Regions from separate parts of the Homo sapiens genome. Here all the other regions are linked to region 2. Evidence: chromatin loops called from intact Hi-C (ENCODE). Cell type or tissue: heart right ventricle. All regions are shown on one strand.

Evidence for each region. Peaks named below come from ENCODE experiments on the same cell type or tissue, not always from the same donor. Only the 100,000 strongest peaks of a DNase experiment are listed, where the experiment ranks them.
Region 1: a loop joins it to region 2, with 8 times the contacts of the local background. A loop is called at or near these places in 39 of 110 quality-filtered maps.
Region 3: a loop joins it to region 2, with 11 times the contacts of the local background. A loop is called at or near these places in 65 of 110 quality-filtered maps.

The regions. Positions count from the first base shown.
Region 1 is chr2:119,637,379-119,645,378 of GRCh38, reverse strand. CFAP221 (cilia and flagella associated protein 221) reads right to left here. Exons shown (of 24, transcript NM_001271049.2): 20 at 6,962-7,120; 21 at 5,507-5,598. Among named protein-coding and RNA genes, the nearest start is that of TMEM177, 38 kb to the left of the region's middle. In heart right ventricle, a CTCF peak has its summit at 3,631 (motif pointing left); a DNase peak (open chromatin) is centred at 3,628.
Region 2 is chr2:120,171,526-120,179,525 of GRCh38, reverse strand. EPB41L5 (erythrocyte membrane protein band 4.1 like 5) reads right to left here. Exons shown (of 25, transcript NM_020909.4): 25 at 407-4,685. The coding sequence ends at 4,619. LOC105373582 (a long non-coding RNA gene) reads left to right here and starts at 4,642. Exons shown (of 2, transcript XR_007087216.1): 1 at 4,642-8,000. RefSeq lists an enhancer at 2,293-2,392. In heart right ventricle, CTCF peaks have their summits at 2,087, 4,131 and 4,332 (motif pointing right); a DNase peak (open chromatin) is centred at 2,289; H3K4me3 peaks cover 728 bases.
Region 3 is chr2:119,749,348-119,757,347 of GRCh38, reverse strand. The region is part of intron 1 of LOC101927764 (a long non-coding RNA gene); the gene reads left to right. Among named protein-coding and RNA genes, the nearest start is that of PTPN4, 6.6 kb to the left of the region's middle. In heart right ventricle, a CTCF peak has its summit at 3,807 (motif pointing left); a DNase peak (open chromatin) is centred at 307; H3K27ac peaks cover 804 bases.

The DNA.
Region 1 (8,000 bases), 530 kb after region 2:
TAGAAGACCAAGCTGGCTACCTGCCAGGGGCTGGAGGGAGGTGGGAGGGACACTTCCCTGAATATGCCTTTAATGTAGTTTTGAGTTTGGAAAACGTTAATGTTCAAAATATTGAAAAAATAAAATTAAATCAATAAGAAAGTGAAATAAAAAACAAAGGCTGAAAGCAAACTGAAACAAATCATAATACTTCACAGAAATTCCATAAACACACTGGAAGGAAAGAAAGACAGAGAGAGAGAGAGAGACAGACAGAGACAGAGAGAGAGAGAGAGCTAAAGGAATGAGAAAAGAAAGAGAAAAGAAAAAGAAATTACCCAAGTAACTTACTACAAGTTATTTGACTACATACCCAAAGACTTGGGTGGGAGGGGGTGGGGGGGGGGACCTGGAAACCAATCTGAACTTATTTTGCATGTTTATTAAGGTGGTTATGGATCAAGCAATTCTGAAATGATTTTTGATGTATTATAAGATTGAGTAAGTAAATGTATTAGAAGCCAGGTTTCTCACAGTGGAAGAAGGGAGATACAAATATGGAATGGTGGAAAGCAAGCAATAACTCTATGGATATGGACTGGAACTGTAGGCATTGGTGTGAATTCATGCTTTCTAAAATATGGATATGTATATGTGTGTTTATATGCACATACATTACATATATATGTATGTTGCATATATCTTTGTGTGTACATTGTGTGTGTGTGTTTGTGTGTATCCCTGACTTTGTCTGCTGAATAGGCCAAGAAGCAAACCCTGCCCCACCCCAGAAGCAATGTGTATACATAGCACCCAGATTTTGGTCTTTAATCCCATTTCCCACCAAAACAAACCTGGGCCCGGAGACATAGAGCTTATCCTTGTTAGTAACTGACTTCATGATAAAGAATCCAGGTTATATTAGAAAATTCTACCAAAACTTTACTTTAGAACATGTATAGTCAGAGGGAATTCCCACTAAGAAGAGTGACTGAGAAGTTCAGGGTCTGGGCCGCTCGCCAGGGACCAGGCTGGTCTAGCACAATGGAATGGCAGCAACCAAGAGCTTTTCATGAAGCAAAACTTACCCAGTTTTTAAATTCTGAGACCAGTTCCTCTCACTTTTTTTGTGTGTGTTAAATATATTCATTTAAAATTGAAATAGTGATGACAGTAGATGGTGGTTGGGCATTTTTAAAATTTGTTTTGCTTTTATTTATTTTTTAAATTTTTGTTTATTTTCTTTTGAGATGGAGTCTTGTTTCACTGCCCAGGCGGGAGTGCAGTGGCATAATATTGGTTCACTGCAAGCTCTGCCTCCCGGGTTGAAGCGATTCTCCTGCTTCAGCCTCCTGAATACCTGGGATTACAGGTGCCCGCCACCATACCTAACTAATTTTTGTATTTTTAGTAGAGACGAGGTTTCACCATGTTGTCCAGGCTGGTCTTGAACTCCTGACCTCAAGTGATCCTCCTGCCTTGGCCTCCCAAAGTGCTGGGATTATAGGCATAAACCAATGTTTCTGGCTGTTGCTTTGTTTAATTTTAATGTCCTGGCCAGTCACGGTGGCTCACGCCTGTAATCCCAGCACTTTGGGAGGCTGAGGTGGGCGGATTGCTTGAGGTCAGGAGTTCGAGACCAACCTGGCCAACATAGTGAAACCCTGTCTCTACTAAAAATACAAAAAGTTAGCCAGGTGTGGTGGCCCACGCCTGTAGTCCTAGCTACTCAGGAGGCTGAGGCAGAGAATCGCTTGAACCTGGGAGGCGGAGGTTGCAGTGAGCTGAGATCGTGCCACTGCACTCCAGCCTGGGTGACAGAGTGAGACTCCATCTAAAAAATCATATATATATTTAATGTCCTTACTTGACAAAGTAAAACCCTGACAATGCCAAGACAGTTCCCAAAGTTCTTCTGGACATTTCACTCATCTATGAAATCAGAAAGTCTGGGAACTATTGGGTTAGATAATTTCTTCAGTTGTCACTGACTCTCTGATTTTATGGAAGTCCAAAGAGATTTAACAAGTTATCTCTGAATTTACTGAAGAGTAAAGAAATAAATGAGCTGCTTCGATTATTACGAATACAAAAATGACTTGGAATAAATAAACACTAACTATATTGCATGGTTTAACAACAAACAGTTGTCAGGGGCAAAAGATACAAGGCAAACCTCGTAAGTAATAGGAGCTAATTTATTCAAGCAAAATGGCTGCAAAGTTGGAATATCATTAATGGATTTATAGGAAGTTGCTATGGACTGAATTTTGTGTTCTCCCCAAATTCACGTTGAAACATAACTCCCAGGCCAGGTGCAGTGGCTCACACCTGTAATCCCAACACTTTGGGAGGCCGAGGTGGGAGGATCACTTGAGGCCAGGAGTTTGAGATCAGCCCGGGCAACATAGCAAGACCCTATCCCTATTTACATTAAAAATAACAAGAACTTAACCCCCAATGTGATGGTATTTGGAGATGGAGCCTTTGGGAGGTGGGTTAGGTCATAGGGGTGGAGCCCTCATGAATAGGATTAGTGCCTATCAAAGAGGCCTGAGAAGCTGGGTGCAGTGGCTCCACTTCTGTAATCCCAGCACTTTGGGAGGCTGAGGTGGGAGGATTGCTTGAGGCCAGGAGTTCAACACCAGCCTGGGCAATGTAGCAAAACCATATCTCTACAATAAATAAATAAAATTGGCTGAGCATGATGATGCACACCTATAATCCCAGCTACTTGGGAGGTTGAGGAAGGATAATCAGTTGAGCCCAGGAGTTTGAAGCTGCAGTGAGCTATGATTATGCCACTGCACTCCAGCGTGGAAGATAGTGATATCTCATCTAAAAAAAAAAAAAAAAAAAAAAAAAAGGCCTGAGAGCTCCCTTCCCCTTTCTGCCATGTTTGGACACAGTGAGAAGACAACCATGTAGGAACCAGGAAGCTGGCCCTCACCAGACACCAAGTCTACTGGCACCTTGATCTCGGACTTCCCAGTCTCCAGAACTGAGAAATAAATTTCAGTTGTTCATAAATTACATCTATGGTATTTTATTATAGCTGCCCAAACGAACTAAGACAGAACTTAAAAAAGGAATTACACTTCTTATTTTGTACCTGTTTTCAGAAATAAAAACATGACCTAGAGTCTTACATCCCGTGGAAATCCATGCTAAGAAGATAGATACAGAATCCTCCCTTGATTTTATGAGCTGTTATGCAACTGCAGTTTATTTAGAAACAAACTGGCCCAACAAGAGCACTCAGGCACATAAGCTGAAAGTAACAACTCATGGTTCGAGAGTTTTCTTTAATTCATGGAGAGTTCATGTTTAATTCATGGTTATTCAAGCCCAAGGTAACTGCATTCTCACTGCTTGTTGAAAGAACAGCCTCGGGAGATTTTTTTCCAAGGACATTGCTTTGGAAAGAAAATAGGATGCTTTTTCTTGATTCTCAAGAACGGTACACGCTGACAACGGGTGGACATGGTCAGCGGGTCGCCACTTCTCACCATTCCTCATTTTTCTTATTCAGTGTGCTGACAGCACCCCAGACCCGGTTTACTGACTGCATAGGTCAGTTCTGAAGCATCCTCACCCCGCAGCAAAATGAGGCAGTCTGTCAATGTGGTGACGGACTATCGCCATCTGGTGGCGATGGAGTGACTGCGCCGCTTAGTGGGCGGGGAAGGAGGGTAGAAGTGAGAGAAGAGTTACTAAGCATGCACCAGGCATGATGCTAGATGCTTCACAAGATCATTGCACTTTTATCCTCACACACACACAAATGTGAGGATGCCATCACTGCCTCTCCCTCAGAGAGGAGGAGATTATTGCTCGAAGGGCTTCATTAGTACGTAGCTCGCCCAAGGACTGAACTGGTGATACATCCAGTGTACAATGGAGGCAGGTCTCTCCCATGCCAAAGCTTTCCTTCTCTCTTCCATGCCATTGTTCCCGCCAGTTCTGGAGATTTGACATTCTAGAAATATGCTAAAAATGTAGAACAAGGATGCTGGTTTTCAGATGGCAATAGGGTGGTTGAGGAAAGGATGAAGTATAATAATTGGAAAGAAGCATATTTTTGAGCTCTTGCCATGTCCCAAATCCTATGCTGGGTGCTTTTTGTTTACCGCATGCTAATCTTCAGGCAAAGGAGAGGAGTAGAGAAGCCCTAAGGAAGTGACCCCAAGGGGACGGCACATGGGAAAGCCTTGACGTAGATGACGTACAGCTGCATTTGGCTTAGTTCAGGAAGAGCTTACCAATGAAGCCCTTCAATGAAGATGATGAAGGAGGAAGTCAAATTCAGTGTTCTGGGGTCACAACCCAGATTCCAACTATCTCCTCAAATACCTGGGGAGGTGTGGGTGGATGTGGGTGGATGGGACGGCTGCACTTGTACACTACAAGTTGGGTGAGCTCTTGTACTCTTACTAAAATTAAAACATCAACGCTGAGAATGGCCTTTGCAACAAGTCCAATCCCCTTGTCTTACTGACAAGAGGACTGGGCCCAGAGAGTTGGCCAAGGGGCATGGCTGAGGTCACATGACTCCTGGAGGTCATGTAGCCTCCCTGGTGAGTTTCTGAGTCAGAGGATCCAGGTTACCCGAGTGGGAGCTGGGGTGTGTGTAAAGATCACCTACTGATCTTGGTTGGTGGCAGAGCTCAGGTTTCTTGGCCACTCTTGGAGCCATGCCAGGGCTCTGCCACCTTGGGGTGGGCCTCATTCTGGATCAGAGGATTGGAACTTTGTTTGACAGCTGATGATAATCATTTTGGGACACCAGTCACATCTGTTCACCAATCACTCACTTAGCTGTATTTATAAGGATAGTGAACTGAAGAAGCGAATTCAAGGGCTCAGGAGTCAGCGATTGGCCAGGCAGAGTCTAATGAAAAGGCACCAGGCTACTTCTTTGATATCTTATGGTTTTGAAGAGCTATTAAATAAGCAAATTAGCAAAAATGTAGTCACTCTAAGTTTCTTCTTTCATCATCCAACAATATTCTGATCTACCCATTGTGTATCTGGAGCAGGGCTGTTTTCTGTGTGGGGATTGCCATGGTCTCACAGTGAATGCCAGCCTGTGGCACAAGAGGGCCATGGATCCTTTGGAACTGGATACAGAGACTGCGGAAGGCTAATCTTGGCAATTTATGATTTTTTTTCCTTTTTTTTTTTTGTTTTGAGATGGAGTCTCTCTCTGTCACCCAGGCCGCAATTTATGAATTTTAAAAAGATTGACCATGAATATTTCAGTTGAATTATATGGAATGGTTGTCTACTTGTACTCAAGCATTGCCAATTCGTCACCTAGGACATTACTTTTCAAAGAAGTGTATCTCAAGATAAATTCCAAATATGAAAATCAGTTACACATCATCAAATTTCTTTGACTAGCAAACTTCTCTCATGCTTTAAAAGTATGGTTTGACATATTATTGGCATTTAACTTTTGGGGATCATTGCCTCTGTAATACATGGGGCACACATACTCGTGAGCAAACAGATGAGCTGTGCTTACCTCTTTGTGGTCTCCATCTTGGAGGGGTCCGGCAGGGAGGAGAGAACCAGGGACTGGAAGCTTTTCCAGTGCATTATTCCGGGAATAATGTCCTGTAAGGAAAGTCAGCACATGGGAAGCAACTGTTTGGTGAGGTAAAGTTTCTGAAGGACTTTTGTTTTATTCAACTATTTTTCAGACTTAAAAGGCTAAGCACCAAAATCTGTAATTTCATTCAGTTTGAATTTTTCTGAAGCAAAAAGGCAATTGCTTCAGCAAAGCACATTAAACAGTGCAACACAGAATTAGAGACAAAGGCGAGGTTTGCTTCCCTTGCTTCATTAGGCACTTGCACAAGCAACATGTCCTCGGGATGGAGGGCAGCTGCGGCCTTAGAATCTATTTTGTTTATTGTGAATGTGATGCTAATGCAACACTTGGAGAGGATGGCAGTTCATCCAGCAGCACTCCAGGCAGGAGAGCTGCACACGCGCGCCACGTGGGAGGCGAGCGCTGCAAGGAGACCCCCGGCTGGGCTGAGTGCAGGGTGCATGATAGAGGCAGAAGGGAATGTGGCTGGAGAGCCAGGCAGGTCACGAGGGCATTGTGGGCCAAGCTAATGAGCTTGGAGCTGCTACAGCAGGCAGCGGGGACCCACGGAGGGCTTTCGAGCAGGAAATGACAGGATCAACTCGTGCATAAGGAAGATTTCTCTGAAGGGAAGGCTGACTGCAGCAGCAGTGGGCCAAGGGCTAGACTAGAGGGAGGTCTGCACATCAGTGTGTCAGTGGCACACCGGTGCCCGCCCCCCCACCCCCCCGGGGTGGTTAGATGAGGGGAATGGGGGAGAAGGAGGGAAAGGATCTCATGGGTAACTACACAAAGTCCATAAAACAGAAAGGCAAGTAGGTGACACAGGAAGAGGAGGCAGTTGAGGGTGTGGCTGGTAGAAGTGGGGAGAGAGCTCATAATCTGAGTTAAGGGTTAATTGAGCTTGAAGGGCCTGAGGATAATCCTCAAGGGGTGTCAGGGGATATTCAGGTCAGGGTGGTTCCCTGGGGGGGAAGTAATTCCTTGGAGCCACTTCTTTGCATGTGTCACTCCACTACTTTGTCCATTCTGGTTTCTACACTTGGGGCCAAAGAGAGAGGAGGTCAGACCAACGGTTGTGCATACCGTGTGGCTGTTTTTACATGATTGAAATACAAACACGTGAACATTAGGTGCAGCCTTCCAGAGGAATGTTGACAAAGGGTAGCAGGCAGCCCGAGAGGCAGGTGTGGTCAGGACAAGGCGGTGCGGGGTCTCCACCTGTACCCCTTTAGGGCTGGCGGTATGAGGGGCGGTGTTACCATTCTTGTTCTGCAGCTGTGGCGGCAAACCTTTGTCGCAATTCCAGCTGTGACCCTGTCCTTGTCCCCTGCCCCTCCCTGCAGCCCAGGGTCACTCTGCCAGTGAGCCTGGTGATGACATTACCGTGTGATGGAGAAACTGCTTTTGGGTGACAGGAATGCTGGACCCGTGGCGGGACTCTTTGGTGAATTTGTACTTGGGGTGAGAGCATAGATGGTAATCTATCAACGTTTCTGCATAGGTCAGAGGATGCATTACAGCAAATAATCCTGGGTTGGGATTCTGCCGAAGACAGGGAAAAAATATTCTTTTCTGTTTACCAGTTTCTAAGCCAGGCATAGGACAGGCATCAGCTAATGCTGTCTGTGGCTCCCACTAGCACTAACACTCTGTGACTCCATGTCAGCTTGTCTGGAAAAGAGAAGCAGGAGAGCAGAGGTGTCTTCAAGTCGGCAGCGTTTAAAAAATCATAGTCATTCATAAATGTCACTTTTCTGGCTTAAGAGCTTCATTACAAACCATATGGGTTTACTAAACTCCCATGAAAATAAGTACAACCGAAATCACAGCTTAAAACAGCTTTGAGTATTTGTTGCTAATGCTGATGAATTAGGGGGAGTTATTAAATGAGCACACTGGTTTAAAAAAGCAAATAAGCTTCTGCTTTTGAAAACAAAAATAGGCTTTTAAAAGCTACTTTAAAGAGATGACAAAAAAGAGGATGACATTCGATGTATCAGGAAATGTCAACATTTAACATTGTTTTGGTAATGTGTTTGATTCAGGAAGGCTCCATTTGGAAGTAGTATCTGGTTTTAAGGGAGATCCTGTTTTTTATTAATTTTCCAGCAGAACTAATGGAGGCACAGAGCAATTATATCAAAATACTAAAATATAGAGCCTTTTACTGTTCTCTCAGAGGCTCGTAAAACAAAAACCCTATTCTTGTCCCAAACAACGTAGCGCCCCTCCCTGCCAGCTGTTTAACCTCAGATGTTTGATGTTTAATAACCACTACACTGAGATTCTGTTGTTTGTTTGTCTAACTTTTAAAAACAAGTTAAAAACGCCCCACAAAACCACTTAGCTTATGGAAACTCAATCTCACTGCCAAGAAACAAATGTCCCCCCAAACTTAAGTGACATGCAGCTAGACCTGAAT
Region 2 (8,000 bases):
GGCTGGGGACTGGTGGGCGCCAAGAGAAGGAGAAGTCAACACCTGCATACTCTACCACACGCTGTGACACACACTTCATGTGCCATTTCAGACAAAAAACCTGAGGTATTAAGCAGTAGAGCCCAGATCCGATGTCCAAAGCTGTGGTGATACTGCACCATGCTGTCCTTGGAATGACCACCGTGCCTTCCAGGATATGCTGGGGATGACCAATGAGGTTTTCAACCTTTGAAAATGCCCCTACTCCCAAATTTACACCACAAAAACATGGAAATCAACCTAAAAACAGTGCGGCTGCTTCTGCTCACTTCCTCAGGTTTGTACCAACAGTGGATCTGGTCTAACTCTGTTGAGGTCAGCATGTAGGAATCACAGTTCCAAGAAACAGAAACAGTGCACAAAAACATGAATGTCTCACGAAGGTTTATTTGAATAGAGTTACATCTAGAGTTCTCATTTCAGTGTACAAACAACTCAGTGCAGTGTTTCTAATACAAGTCATATAAAACTGGAACACACTAAATGAATAGTGCACTTGATAGAAAAATAAATTACACTTTAAATGCTACTGCAAAGTTTTACACATATAAAAGGTAAACACAAAATAGTTAGTGAGACCCTCATAACCACTTATCATATCCAGATAAGGAGATAAAAGGGGCAAAGGAATCTGTGCTATAAAAAAAAATCTCTCTGAAGAGGAGAAATCCTGACAAGTAACTGAATGATCATCTCAAGCAATGTGGTGACATAGGGACTTACAGATCGTATCTCTTAGAACTGGGAAGGAATCATAGCTCTACCAATGTGTTAACACAACCCAGTTCAGCTCAGGGCAAATTTCTATAATTCAAACAAATGTCCTCATACTAACGCCTAATATGTAGGAAAAGTTTCCAACTTTCTTCTGACCACTGAAGAGGTACAGTGTTTAAATTTTTGAGAGGATAAAAAGGACAAATAATCTAGAAATGTGTCTTCTTCAGTCTGCAGAAGACCCCAGGTCTCCAAGCAACCACATGGTCAAGGGCATGAATAATTAAAAGTTGGTGGGAACTCACAAAGACCCTCAGAGCTGAGACACCCACAACAGTGGGAGCTCACAAAGACCCTCAGAGCTGAGACACCCACAACAGTGGGAGCTCACAAAGACCCTCAGAGCTGAGACACCCACAACAGCACCTCGTTCAGCTGCCACATGTGTGAATAAGGATGCAATGTCCAGAAGTGTTGGCTGCCTCCAAGTGACAGGTAACACTGCAGAACCTATCTGAGGACCTGCCAGCCTCCCGTTTCACGCAGCCACTCTGCTGCTCTACAAAGTTTCACATCAGGGGTCAGCGGCTTTGTAAAGGGGACTCCGCAGGAACACAGCTGTGCTGGGGCTGCTGCTGCTGTACTGCGCCAGCAGAGCTGAGTGGGACAGTATTTACCATCTCTGGTCCTTTACAGAACAAGACTGCTGACTCCTCTCAATGACAAGACAAAAACTCTGCTTCTCGAGACTCTTACTTAGAAAAATAGCAGATTTTTCTCTCTGTGACTGATAAATAATTCTGCTAACAAGACTTCTGAAGGAAATCTTCATTTTGGGGCTTAGCTAAGAGAAGAAGAGGTGCAAGTTTTAGCCAGAAGTGAGAAGCATAAGATAACAAGTAGTCCAGATCCAAGAACCCAAGAACAACTCAGGGCTTTCATCCTTAAATCTCCATAGGATATCTGTGATTGTACAAAGGCAAAGGCTAGAGACAAATGTTAGGAGACTATAAGAAATATTTTTAAAAGTTTTTTCTTAAAACAATGTATAAATGTTAAGGAAGTAAGCACACAAGGAACAGAATCATTCCTCTGTTCAGCAGTGTCTCCTGAAGAGTAGGAATGAAATGACCATGACCTCCTGTGTGTCAAAAGATGATGCTACTGACATGTCACAAATTAGGTCTCACTGATTAATTTACAAGTTCTCAGGCAAAGTCTAGAGCAGGTAACTGAAACCTTCACGTCTTATTTTAAACCATCCTGTCAACTCCCACTTCCCCTATCAGGGCTATGAAATGGACTGAGTTGAGGTTCCTCTCCTGTCTGCCCGCAGGGAGGCAGCACTATCTGCTCCCCGCCACCCCACCGTGCTCCGTCCGAGGCGTGCACGGCAAACCCTCAGCAGTGCCCCCGGCTGCCCCTTCTCCAACCTCAGCCCAGTCTCACCAGCCTGCTTCTCACCCACTATCATCTCCAACCTTTCTCTTTGAACCCATCAAGGATGCCGGCACACATGCCTCTCTCTTCTCAAGAGACAGACATCTCCCCTTCCCTACCTGCCACATTCGTAGACCACCTCAGCCCTGCCTCTCCCCACCACACTGTTCTCAGGGGAGCAGAACAGGAAGAGCTGTTACAGCAGCTCTGCGCATGGCAGCAGCAGCAGCTATGACAGGAAACCAATCCCCAACACGCATTTAATCTGTCGGGGCCAATTCAGCATTCAAGTATGAACTTCCGTGTTTGCCACTTCATGTCAGGGCATGAGACAAAGTTTCCTCTGAGCTTGAAATTCAAGTGAATTTTAACAAAGTCCCTACCAATATTCTAACTGTCAAGAATACAGGTATCCAACGACATAAAGGTCACAGACTATGTCCAACTACCTAATTCCTAATTTTAGGAAGTTTAAAATAAGGATGTTGTCACCTCCTGAACTGGATGGGAGATTTAGGTCTTCCAAGGCATAATGCCTCAGCTGCTCTGTGGTGAGCAGCACAACGGTAACCCTGTAGGACATCTACGGTTGCCAAGACACTGAAAATTTGATGCTCATTCCATCATGTCCTGGGTCAAGCCCCTGGTTCTAGGTGTCACCTTCAGCTTTGAGAAAATATGTCCTATAATTAAGAACTGGCAAGAGCCCCACCAGTGAAACTCAGAAGCTGTTTTTAGCATAATGGCTAAGGGGAGGCAGCCAGCAAGAAGTGTTGACTTTCCTTCTGCAAAAATGTTTTGTGCAAACGTGGGTTCCAATCACTACAGCTCCCTGGGAAACAGTGCAAGATTAAAATTCCTGAGCTTTCCAGTCAGACACTAGTGTGCGTTTGCCTGGACACACGATTATGTTATAAGGAGCCCAGGAAAGTCCAATCCATGAAGTTTTAAGGATCTAAGACTGGATGTTCTTTTATGCTAAGCAGTACAAATTAGTGCTTAATTATATACATATTGCAGGACAGAAAACTAGAAAGCAAATTCCAGGAGGTATAGCTTAAGATCAGTTCTCCATAACGAGGGATTAACAACTTTACCAATATGGTTTCCACATCATCCTTCTTCCCCATGGCAACCGAGGTTTACCTTGTTCATTCGAAAATTATAAAGCTAAATAGCGTTATTTCTGGGTATTAGAATTACAGATGGACATTGCTATACTTTATTTTTCTGTGATGAGTATATATTATTTTAACATCCAGAATTTCTTTGTACAGGCCCAAAGGGATGGGGAAGTTTTAGAGATCTCTTTTAAACTAACACAGAATTCCTAGTGCAATGCAGGTTCTTTCGGTATATGCTGTGTATAGCTTCATACATGGTAGGTATTTAAGAAACAACATCCCTTCACCCCTGTTCCTATTGCCTATTTTGGTCTTGGTGTATTTGTTTTGTTTCATTTTTTTTTCCAGTTTGAAAGCTCTAAATTTATTCAGCTTATACTGAAAGGAAATGAAGTCTATGTCCAAATAGGAAACAATGTGGAGTACTGCTGTGCTGTGCCTTCATTACCTGAGACTACAGCAGCCTGCATTCTCCACCGGGCTCGGAGGAGTGCAGATGCCTGAGGTAAATGCCCCAGGGTCTCTTCAACAGTAACCCACCCCACTGATAAGTTACATGATACGTGTGTGGTGCCTGTGAGTGCTTCCTGTGGAAAGGCAGGGTGAAAAAAATATGACAGGATTTTATTTGATTTCTCCGTAGTTCTTCTCAGGGTTTATCTTGATGTAAACTTGAAATATTAAGATAGCCAGTACAGTAAGAAATCAAAAGAATGGGAGACATTTAAAAACTCTCTATATTCTAAACTTCTCTTTAGTGTTGTAATAATTGTAAAAAAAAAAAAAAGTTGGCCCTAAGTCTGCCTTTATAGTGTCCACATTAATTTCCTAAATTCTTGATTTCTAGGTAAGTCAGGAAAAGTGCAATTTCTCTAACAGGCAGCCAGATCAAGGATGCTCTCACCCTGATACTAGATGGAAATAGCTTTCAAAAGGCTGTTGACTACCAGAGGCAGGCTTGTTATGAAGTTGTTATGAACAAATAGAACCGCTAGGTGGAGCCAAGAGTTTGAAGGAAACCCCAGAAAAAGAAATTCCCTTCTTTCGGGAATTTGTAACATTTATAAAAGTATAGAAAGTTCAAGACCAAACACTCTCTTTTGGGCAGCTATGCAGTGTGATTCAACAATTCCAGTTGGACGGAAAATACAGCTGTCTTTTTTACGGAGTTGAAGTCAAATCTACGTGCAGCTTTTTTTACCTACAAATAATGGACAAGCTCCTGAATCCAACATATTCTAGCTGAAACGGATCCCAGGACGGAATGCTGGAGAGATGCGTATTCCAGCTACAGGCCCTCAGAGCTCAGTGGTCAGTAAACACTTCTGCTTCAGGACAGCTTCTTCTGCCAAAATGGGACCAGAGCTGAAAGGAAGAGAGAATGGGTTACTCAGGGAACCCCTGGGGTTTGGAGGAGGACATTCATGTCTCCATTAGTGCCACACAGAGCATTTTGAGGGTACAGCAGATTACAGACCTAAGTCAATATGTAGTAACACCTAACCTGGCAATGAGATATTCCATAGAAGGGAAATTTCTGGATAAACACTGCTTATTTCATTTTGAAATAAAATATAAAGACAGCACAATTTCCCCTTCTTAGCAAATATGTTAAACACACACTTAACCATTTCTTAATGAGTCAGGGTTAGTATGAGTATCAAGAACAGTGCTGTGCTGAGCTCAAGGGCAACACACTCAGGCTGTTCTCTGCTGCTGCTGCTCCTTTTTTTTTTTCTGTGAGACGGGGTCTTGCTCTGTCGCCCAGGCTGGAGTGCAGTGGCATAATCATGGCTCAATGCAGCTTCAACATCCCAGGCTCAAATGATCCTTCCACCTCAGCCTCCCAAAAGTAGAAGTAGCTGGGACTATAGGCCTGTGCCAACATGCCTGGCTAATTTTTGTATTTTTCTGTAGAGATGGGGTTTCACTATGTTGCCCAGGCTGGTCTCAAACTTCTGGGCTCAAGCCATCTGCCCTCCTCAGCCTCCCAAAGTGCTGCGATTACAGGCATGAGCCTCTGCACCCAGCCCTGTGTTTCTTTACATATTCCTACATGGCCGTGTCTGTGTTCCTACCAGTTAATCTATTTTGTTAGAGCCGTGTGAAAAAGAAGCCCTCATGGGCTCTGCATGAGGGCTCGTGAATTTCTGCTGTCAGTGAACTGCGTGAGTTTAGATGCAAGGAAGTAACGACATCTGATTTGGTTTCATGAAAACTGAAAACACGCTGGGTAAGGTGGCGCACGCCTGCAATCCCAGCACTTAGTGAGGTGGGAGAATCCACTGAGACCAGGAGTTCGGGACCAGTCTGGGCAACAAAGTGAGATGACGTATTTACAACAACAACAACAAAAATAGCCAGGTGAGGGTGGTATATGCCTGTAGCCCAGCTACTCAGGAAGCTGAGGCAGGAGGGTTGTTTTAGCCCAGGAATTGGAGGTTGCAGTCAGCTATGATCATGACACTGCACTCCAGCCCAGGTAATGGAGAGAGACACTGTCTCTAAAAAAAGTTTAAAGATGTAAAACGATATCAAAGTACATAATACAAAGGACATAACTTAAAATGTTGAAAGTGGTAACAAGATTTATAAATGAAACAGAGTCACCTGTACCACTCTCTATTCCTACTTTGAGGGACAAACACTTTCAACTGATTCTTTTCCTGGTATTTTCCTTCACTTTTCTGTGTCCCTGGTTCTCAAAGTGGGGTCTCTAGAATTTGGGAGAAATGCAAATTCTTAGACCCCACCCCAGATATACCGAATCAGACTATGAGGGTGGAGCCCAGCAGCCAATGTTTAAACAAACCTGTCTCCAGAGATTCTGCCTCACGACCCCCCAAAGTTCTGACTGTTCTGGGTGAGGTGTTTATACAATGACTTCCTCCTATGGACTGTGAAGGCTTACCTTTCTTCCACCCTCTCCCCAGCCCCACAATCCTGCCTTCTTATCTTTTCAGCACAGCTATATGACCAATTTTGATGATGTTAAAATTCAGTGTTTGTTGTAATTATGTAAATATTTTCACAACTATCAGTATATTTCATGTTTTATGTAACTTTTATTTTCCCTGGACTGAATAACTGCCTCATTTTTTTGTTGTCGTGATGGCTTAGTGGGTTTGTTGTTGTTGTTTTTTAGAAACGAAGTCTCAGTATGTTGCCCAAGCTGGTCTTGAACTCCCGGTCTTAAGCGATCTCCTTGCCTCAGCCTCCCGAGTACTTCTCAGTTTTCTATACAAATCTCTCATCTATCCCTAACCTCTCAGGTAAACCATGGATCTCTTCTCAGTACATTCAGACATGTAATATAATTTTTTAAAAACTGGAGGGTGGGGAGCCTGTTTGTGTTTTTCTTGGCAAAATCCTTTCTGCAACTCTATATCCTCCTTTTTGAATCTGGACAGGATCCTTTCTAGACCCACTGGGCAGCTACCATCTTGGAACCTCCCTTCACCTTTCTCTGGGTAAATCCCTGCACCTCTCTACTGCCTCCTGGGTCCCATGACTTCTTTTTTGGATAAAAAAGAGGAACATATCTTCCACTTTAGATGGAACACATCTTCCAGTAGCTTCCTGAGGAAGGCTACATGGAAAGTATATATTTTAGGGAAACTGTATGTCTAAAAATGTATTCTAATCTCACACTTCACTGATAGTTTGGGAATTCACTGATAGTTTGGGAAAACTCTGGGTGAGAAATTGCCCTCCAGAATTCAGAAAGCACACTGCTCCAATATCTCCAGCTGTCAGTAAAGTCTGCTGCCATTCTGATTACCAATCCTTTGTACGTACTCCGTTTTTCCCCTTTGCTGGAGACTTACATCCTCTCTTAACTTTGACCTCCTAAAGATTCATGATGCTCCTTGGTGTAGTCTATTTTCATTCTCTGTGCTGGGTACTCAACAGACCTCTTTAATCTAGAAACTCAAGTCCTCTGTTCTGAGAACGCTTGATTCCTTTCTTTGACAATTTCCTCCTTCCATTGACTGTAATCTTTCTAGATCTCCTATGATTCATATATAGGACGTCCTAGGCCAATCCTCCAATTTTCTTTTCTCTCCCAGTTTTCATCTTTCTATTCTACACATTTTGGGAGATTGTCTCAATTTTATCTTTTACACACTCTTTGGATTTCATTTTTAATATAGTTAATAATTTCTAAAAATGCTTGTTTTCCTTTTTTTTTTTTTAAGTTTCCTGTTATTGTTGCATGGATACAGTATCTTCGCTCTAAATTCAGATACTATGATTTTGTGACCTTTTCTTTTGTTATTTACATTGCCTTTTTTTCCTACTTCTATTTGTCAAAATTCACATTGCCTTTATTTCCTTGTTTTTCAGTTTACCTGTTCTGGTCTTTCCTCACATATCTGACAATCGTTAGCTCTCTTTGTATTTCAAAGAAAAGCTCTGGAATGTGTCTGGGACCTGTGTATATATGGGCAAAACTCATCAACGAATGGGCTCCCTGGTGATTATTTGGCAGATTCCTGGCAATTTCATCAGAGGATCCAAAAATGTATGTGCAGGCCTTTTTCTCTTTGGTTGGTTGGCTTCTCCAGAGAATAAGCCTCTTTTTCAACTCAGACATTTATACTTAGCTAACAGCATTCAGGAAACTGAGAAAAGAAGGAACGTTGGAAATTTCACCCTTCAGTGTGTGGACTTTGAGTT
Region 3 (8,000 bases), 420 kb after region 2:
AATTATTACCTAAAGTTTATGTATAATTAAGAGACATAATTAAAATGACTTAACAGTTGGAAGTTAGCAAGAATTTTTTTTTTCATTCAAAAGTGGCCTCAAACATTACTGGATATTGGCAGACACTGCTATTGACTGTTTTTTTTTCCTTGTCTGCAGTCTGCCCTTGACTGTGCTTTGGGAGAGTAAGAGCAAAGGTTGTATCCACACTTGGAGGATGTTGGCAGGCGAGGACTGGCCGTTTTGCACTGTGTGGTCAATGGTAGGACCTCTCTTAACCCTGGGTAGCTACAGCCAGAAGGGAACAAGCATTTGTTCTTGCCTGTATGGGCCTTGGCAGTGACCCCAGGCAGCAGCCGTGAAGAAGAAACTTTGACTAGGCACTGTGGCTGACTCACCAGCCACCCACTATCAGTAACTGGAGAGGACTTCTTTGGAAGAAATGAGTAACCGTAGGATCACTGGGGATACCTAGGGAGAAGAACCTCAACAGAAGGTTGGACTCTACTCGCTAGGTAGAGCTCAGAGTGGTATGAATTTTAACTTCAAAAAAGCACATGACTTAAACTGACTTGATTTTGTTGCCTACGCTGGTGAGGTGGGACATACAAAGGTATACAGGCTTTCAGTGAAATGTGAGTCCTATCTAACCTGGTCCCCAACAGGAGACCTTGGTTAGGTACCTGTCTGCCTTAGCTAGTCAGTTAAGGGAGAATTTCATCTTTTTACCTGCCTGGAATCTTCATGCATAACTTAAAAGCAAAAGCAAGCAAATTTAAATAATTTAAACCTTTAAAGAGGTGTCACACATGTTTCCAATAAGTTCAGGATTCTGTGACTTGGGCTTCCTTTAATCACAGAGCTGTGTTAAATATACTTAAAAAAATTCAAAATCCTATACCATATACCTCTGAGGCAGCTGGCCCAGATTTGTCACCATGTGAGCATGGCTCTCCCTCTTCATTTTCAGCAATTCTTTCCTTTTTTTCCTTTCTTGCTGAATAGCAGCAGAAGACCCATTAGCAATCCTGATATCAGGAACTCTACAAAAAAGTGTAAAATTTTAAAAATCTAAGACTTCTTCCTACTGTCAGTCCCACTCCCAAAAGATAGGCACTATTGACAGTTCTTGTGTACACTTCCAGAATTTTCTCTGAATATATAAGCTAAACCTACATCTCTTTTCCCCACACACAAGGGATCATACCATATTTCACTTACAAATGTGTGTGGAAATCATTCCTTAACAAAACATGTAGATACATGTCATCTAAGGGCTGAGCCATAATATATTTAACTTTCTCTAATTAATGGGCATCAGGCTGTTTCTAGTACTTTGCTGTTACAAATAATGCTCTAAAGAACATTTTCATCATAAAGCTTTGTACACATAATGAAGCATTTCTTTAAGACAAATTCGTGGAAATGCAATTGCTGGGTTGAAGTGTATGGCCATGTTTAACTTTGATAAATGCTGCCAAATTGACTACTGATTGCCTCACTGTGTGAGAGTTATTACTGCTATAATCCACCTCTTCCTTATCATTCTGGGTTTTGTATTTTTCACATTAAAAAAATCCCACATTTTCTTCTAGTACTTTTAGTTGTGTTTTTAAAATACTTAAAAATCCATGATCCTGATCTCAGGATTGCTAATGGGTCTTCTGCTGCTATCTGGGAAATAATTTTGGTGTAAGGGGATAGAGATGTAGCTTTTTTTTTTTTTTTAAATAACTATCCAGTTGTCCTAATACCACCTTATGGAATAAACACACACCCACACACATACACGCACACACACACACACACCAAATTGCTTTCATCAGATATGAAATTCTCGAAGTTTTTGTTGGATCTAGACTGTTTTTTTTACTTTATGCCATTGAACTATTTATTTACTCCATCTCTATTTTCATTTCTTGTTGCTGCTGTAACAAATTACCATAAATTTGGCCACACGTGGTGGCTCATGCCTGTAATCCCAGCACTTTAGGAGGCCGAGGCGGGTGGATCACTTGAGGTCAGGAGTTCGAGACCAGCCTGGCCAACATGGTGGCCAGTTATAGTATAGGTGGGGTTCCATCTATACTAAAAAAATACAAAAAATTAGCCAGACGTGGTGACACACACCTGTAGTCCCAGCTACTCGGGATGCTGAGACAGGAGATTCACTTAAACCTGGGAGGCAGAGGTTGCTGTGAGCTGAGATCACACCACTGGACTCCGCCTGGGTGACAGAGTGAGACTCCGTCTCAAAAAAAAAAAAAAAAAACAAACTCCCAAAAAACAAGAAAATTACCATAACTTTAGTGGCTTAAAAGAGCACAAATTTATTATCTTACAGTTCTGGACATCAAAAGTCCAAAACAGGTTGCCAAGCTGTGTTCCTTGAGGAGGCAGGCTCTAGGGGAGAATCTGTTTCCATGCCTTTTCCAGCTCCTGGAAGCCACCTGCATTCTTTGGCTCATGGCTCCTTCCACCATCTTCAAACCTAGTAGCATGGCATCAAGTCTCTCTCTCATCATCTTTTCTGCCTTTTTTTCTCCCTCTTGCCTCCCTTTTATAAGGATCTTTGTGATTGCATTGTGTCTACTCATATAATCCAGGATAATATCCACATCTCAAAATCTTTAACTTAACCACATCTGCAAAATCCCTTTTACCATGCAAGCTAACATTCACAGGTTCTATGGATTAGGGATCTTTGGAGGCCATTATTCTGTTGCTGTGGTCTCTAATCCCAGGCTCTTTTACTATTGGAATTTATAATGAGTTTTAATATCTGAAAGAGTTCATTGCTGCTTATGACTTCTTTTTCCAAGATGAACATATTTTTAATTATGTGAATTTAAAATATGTGAGTCCTTGATTGTGACTGAAATAATAAATTACATTGACAGCATATATAGTGTACCTAGTATAGCTGGTATAGATTATCTGAAAAAAATTATCCATTATAATTGCGTATATAGAATGTAATGTGTATATAGAAATGTGTTCTTAGGACACTGATTATACATATTATAAACCACTTAATCTGTATCTATTTCTTCTTAATGTAAACATTAATGCAAATTAGTCCTCATAATTTTCATTCATTTAAAAAAATATATTGCTCATTTACTATTTGCTAGGCACAAGAGGTTACCATTGCCCTCTAGTCAAGTATTTTTTATTCTTAGGATTGTGACTTATTAGTGGATTGTGAAATCAATTTGGTGGATCATGACTAGCATTTTGAAAAAAAAAAGGAACTGGAATAGACTAGAAAATATCAGAGTGTATCACACAACATGAAGATAAGCATTGTACTGTGAAACTTTAACTTTGGTTATGTGTTTGAGCATTTGTGTGAATATAAATTGCAATATAAAATCTCTTTCTTACTTGGATGTGGCGGCCAAAAAAGTTTGAGAGCTTCTGGTCTGAAGGGAGAACTAATAAATAAATAAACAACACAAATTAGAATGAAGAGTGCTTTCATAGATTAAACTGTAAACTCCGTGAGGACAGAACCAAGGCTATTTTCACTCATCATGATTCCACCGCAGCTTAAACTAATGTGTCGTAGAACATCAGCCCTCAGTTACTGTTCTTGAATAGATGCATGAATGGTGTGGCCCTAGAGTACTACGGAAAGCCATGGAAGGAGATCAAACAACCAGCATGTTCTGTGCCTTACATTTTGCATGGTTTCCATTAGGAGCCTTGGACTGTGGGGACAAAGTTTGGTGAGGAAAATGATCTGATGTAAAATTAAAGACCACGCAGTCTGTGAAAGGGAACCTTGAGGGACCTTGAGTGACATCTAGTGGATTCTTTGACCAACGGGGAGACACCAGCCTAAGGAAATCTCTTTCCCATTAGGTGACATGTTATTGAATATGCTGTTTGCTTTTGAGAGACAGAGAGAGAGTTGGGCTTCATCCATCCATAGTGCATAAATGTTACTTTATTTGTGGGTGAATATTGTAGGTTTATTAATCTGTGCCCTTTGTTTTGTATTGGTTTTGTAATAGGAGCTTTATCATCAGATTGGAAAATCTTGATTAAGCTTCATGACTTTATAATGTGTTACTCAGCACCTGGTACAGCACCGTCAGCTGTGTAATAAACACCTGTTGTTGGCTGGCTGACATGTTTTAGTCATTCATTCAACCTGTGGTCATTGATTGGATACCACCCACATTAAGGATTTCATTCCTGGCTGGAAGTTAGAAACACCAAGGAAGTTTTTAGTAAATGCAGATGCCCTTGACACACCCTAATCCCACCTCACTTCTCATTTAATTGGTGAGGGTGGAGCTGAAGCTTCTCTCTATAGAGGGATATAAAGATTTATTTTTTTCAGCTCTCAAGGTGATTCTACTGTGCAGCCAGGTTAACATTTGGAAAGGCACTGAATGTCATACACCATCAATGTAAAACAGGGATCCCTACCCTCTATATTGGTACTTCTCAAACTATCTGGGGTGAAAGACCAATTCACCATGGACCAATATTTTTGTAGAAATGAATTACTATAAAATGAAATGAAAAAACAAAGACATACAGCATAATAAAAAGCAAACTCCAATATTTTATCAGATTCAACAGAAATTAATTACTCTGTCAAATTTCTCTAAAATGTTCTAACTCTTACTCTCAGTTTCTGGATTTATCTTGTTTTGGACCAGTGACAAACCATTTACAGCATGGCACTTTGAGTCACACTGCTCCATGTTACATTCTAGATGGAGATGGGGGCAAGGAGAAGACAGAGGAGATGCAAAACACACAAGTAACCGTAGTAGCAGGACACACAAATCATTCTTATTGCATTTAAAGAGGAGGCCTGCTGACCTCTTAGTTAGTGCCTTCCATGTGGCAGAGCCCCATGGAGCCACCAGGGCCCAGAGCCTAGTCCTTGGCTTTACAGAGCCCAAATTTTGATCTTCTCAGAACACACACATTAATCAGGTACTTGGCACTGTCCATATGCTAAACTGTTTTTAAGAAACTGGTTATAAAGTAAAATCACTCTCTTTTTTAAAGCAAATATGCCTTTGGAAGGGACCAGATACTGATGTTTGCTATAATGACAGCCTCTTTCCAATATGGAGGTCTCCAGGCATGAGAAGGTTATTTAGGGAACATAGAATAGAGATCTCTCCCAGCCCCACCATGGAGCATCTCCCTCTAGTGATGACAATACTCATGCCCAACTGATGCATGTGTCTGTCCCTTGGACAGTGCTTAATAAGCACAGACAGACTCTGACAGCCTGTCACACTTCTAGGATGTTCCCTTCTGTCCATTGCCACCAAGCAGGCATGTTCAATGTACTGGTTTGAGTCAACAATTTCTCTGGTTTTAGCACTTCTAAGTATATCCCACATTACCGTGATTGGACTTCAGTGATCCCCAGATTATTTTCAGCAATAGATATGTCAACTATCTCCCGCACAGATTTGGTCCACAGATGACTCATCCATCCTGAGCTGGTCACTCCTTCTCACCTTTTATATGCAGTCTTTTCCTTCTGCCTTTAATGTCCTGCCTTCCCTTTCTTTGCCAAATTCCTTCTCACCTTTTGGATTTCAGCTCTCAGATTGGATCCTCCCAGAAGCCACCTTGACCTCCCATCACTCAAGGCTCAATTCCCTGTGCCCAAGTAAAGCACACAGCCTGTGAGGCTGCAATGGCCAGTTTCCTCTCTTCTCTCCAGTTGACTTTTGTGCTCCTTAGAACAGTGATCCTGGCTTTTGTTTACTCTTGGGTCCCCCGTAGCCATACATGTTAGAGCCTAAAATTAAAAAAAAAAAAAAATTGTTGAAATAAACTGATTTTTCCTGCACCATTCTCAAAGGGTAATGTAATGGCAAGGGGTAGTACAGGAGATACAGCCAACTTCTAATCTTATGAAGCTTTGTGATGACGGTAGGAGGGAGAGGTGCAGTGTTTCTTGAAAGTCAAGCTGAAGAGTATGAACATTAACTGATAGATGATGAAGGTGTGTAAGAAAGGGAGTAGGATGATAAAGTGAATGATTTAAGAAAAATTAATGTCATGGTATTGAGGAAGGAGAGATTACATTTGGGCAAGGATTGAACCTGGCACACTGGTTAAAACAGTGGTAGTATCTCCCCATGAGGGGCATCTCAGAATCACCTGAGATGCTACATCAATACCCTTCCTTTCCCCACCCAGTTTCGATGTGTCACCCACACCCTTCTAGGTCCCATCCCTAGTTAGTAATCACTGCCGTGGGAACCTTTGCACTGAGGGGAGTCTGTTCTATGCCTGAGGTGTAGGGGAAGGAAATTCAAAAGTCTGTTGTAATCTTGTAGATGTGAGATACTAGAGATTTGATGTGTTATCATCATATATTTAAACAGTTTAAATAATGTTTCCAATTTTATATGAGAACTTTTGCTGGAGGTAAAGCAAAACTTATAATAGATTATAACAAATGGTGATCTTAAAAGCTTATTGCTAGTCACTTGACTAAAATTTGTATTAATTTTCAGTAAAGGCTGTTGGGCCCCCTATTTATTATAGTTCCTGAATTTTCTACTGAATGTTGACAGGTTAACCCAGCATTTTACTGTGGCCTAATAATTTTCACTGGAAAAACCAACTAAGTTATCTAAATTATATTGTAGGCATTCAGCAAGTTATATACATTTTTATTCTTCAATCTGAATTTCCGGGAACACATTAAAACAAAAATTAAGGTTGTGCTTCACTCTTTTTAGGTTAACTTTCTCAGAATTAAAAGACAAACTGCCCATTATGAGTGAGACAAATGTCTCTTTCATCAAAATCAGTGACTTACAAAGTCTTGCAGTTGCTGGTTCAAGTTTACCACTTCTAGTTTCTAACTACTTTAGGTTCTTCTCCTGTCAATACTAGCACTAAGGATTATCGAAGTCACACAGTTTCGAACCCAACTTTTTTTTTTTTTTGAGACAGAGTCGCACTCTGCTGCCAGGCTGGAGTGCAGTGGCGCGATCTCGGCTCACTGCAAGCTCTGCCTCCCAGGTTCAAGCGATTCTCCTGCCTCAGCCTCCCAAGTAGCTGGGACTACAGGCACCCGCCACCACGCCTGGCTAATTTTTTTGTATTTTTAGTAGAGATGAGGTTTCACCATGTTAGCCAGGATGGTCTCGATCTCCTGACCTCGTGATCTGCACATCTTGGCCTCCCAAAGTGCTGGGATTACAGGCGTGAGCCACCGCGTCTGGCCTAGAACCCAACTTTCTATCTGAGCATCAGGTTTCAGAGAGAGAGAGAGAGAAAGAGAGACAGAGAGAGAGTTGTAGGTGGAGGGCAGGGCAAGGCTTAAATGTGAGGCTTAAATTTTGTGTGCCTCATTCCTTCTTATTGATGACAATCTGACTATTAGGCCAGTCCAAACAGGTCTATATACCTTCCTGAAATACACACCCAGGTGTCCTCTGGTGTGCAAAAGAAGATACTATAATAATAAGAAAATCACATATAAATGGAATTTTCAATTACAGGAACTTGAAAGTACAGATGAGTCATAAAGATTTAATCCAACAGGAATTTGTAGGCTGTTAAAATCAAATTTAGAATTAAGTGAAGGAATTTGGGAACAGGCAAAAGATATACATAATATTTGACAAATCAATCTCAGAGAACATCAATTTCCTTTATTGCCCCTACTTCTATACTGCTTGTTCTCAGATCCTTGTTAATCCTGGAAGCGCATCAAGGGGGTCAGCCTGTGTCTGTTGTGGGGTGTAGGGTCCAAAGAAATGCTCTTAGTCATTTTGTATTCACAATGATTCATTTCTTGGGAACTGATGAAAACTTATTCTAAAAGCCAAGTTGGGGTTGGGGGGAGAGAGAATAAGTACAAGTGCTCTGGCAGGCTAGAAATAACTTACAGAATCAATAGTTTCCAAGTTTCTGACAGAGCCAGGTTAAGGATGTTGGAATTGCAGCAGTTGTACCTACTTGCTAAAGCTGACACATACATCCTTAGACAAATG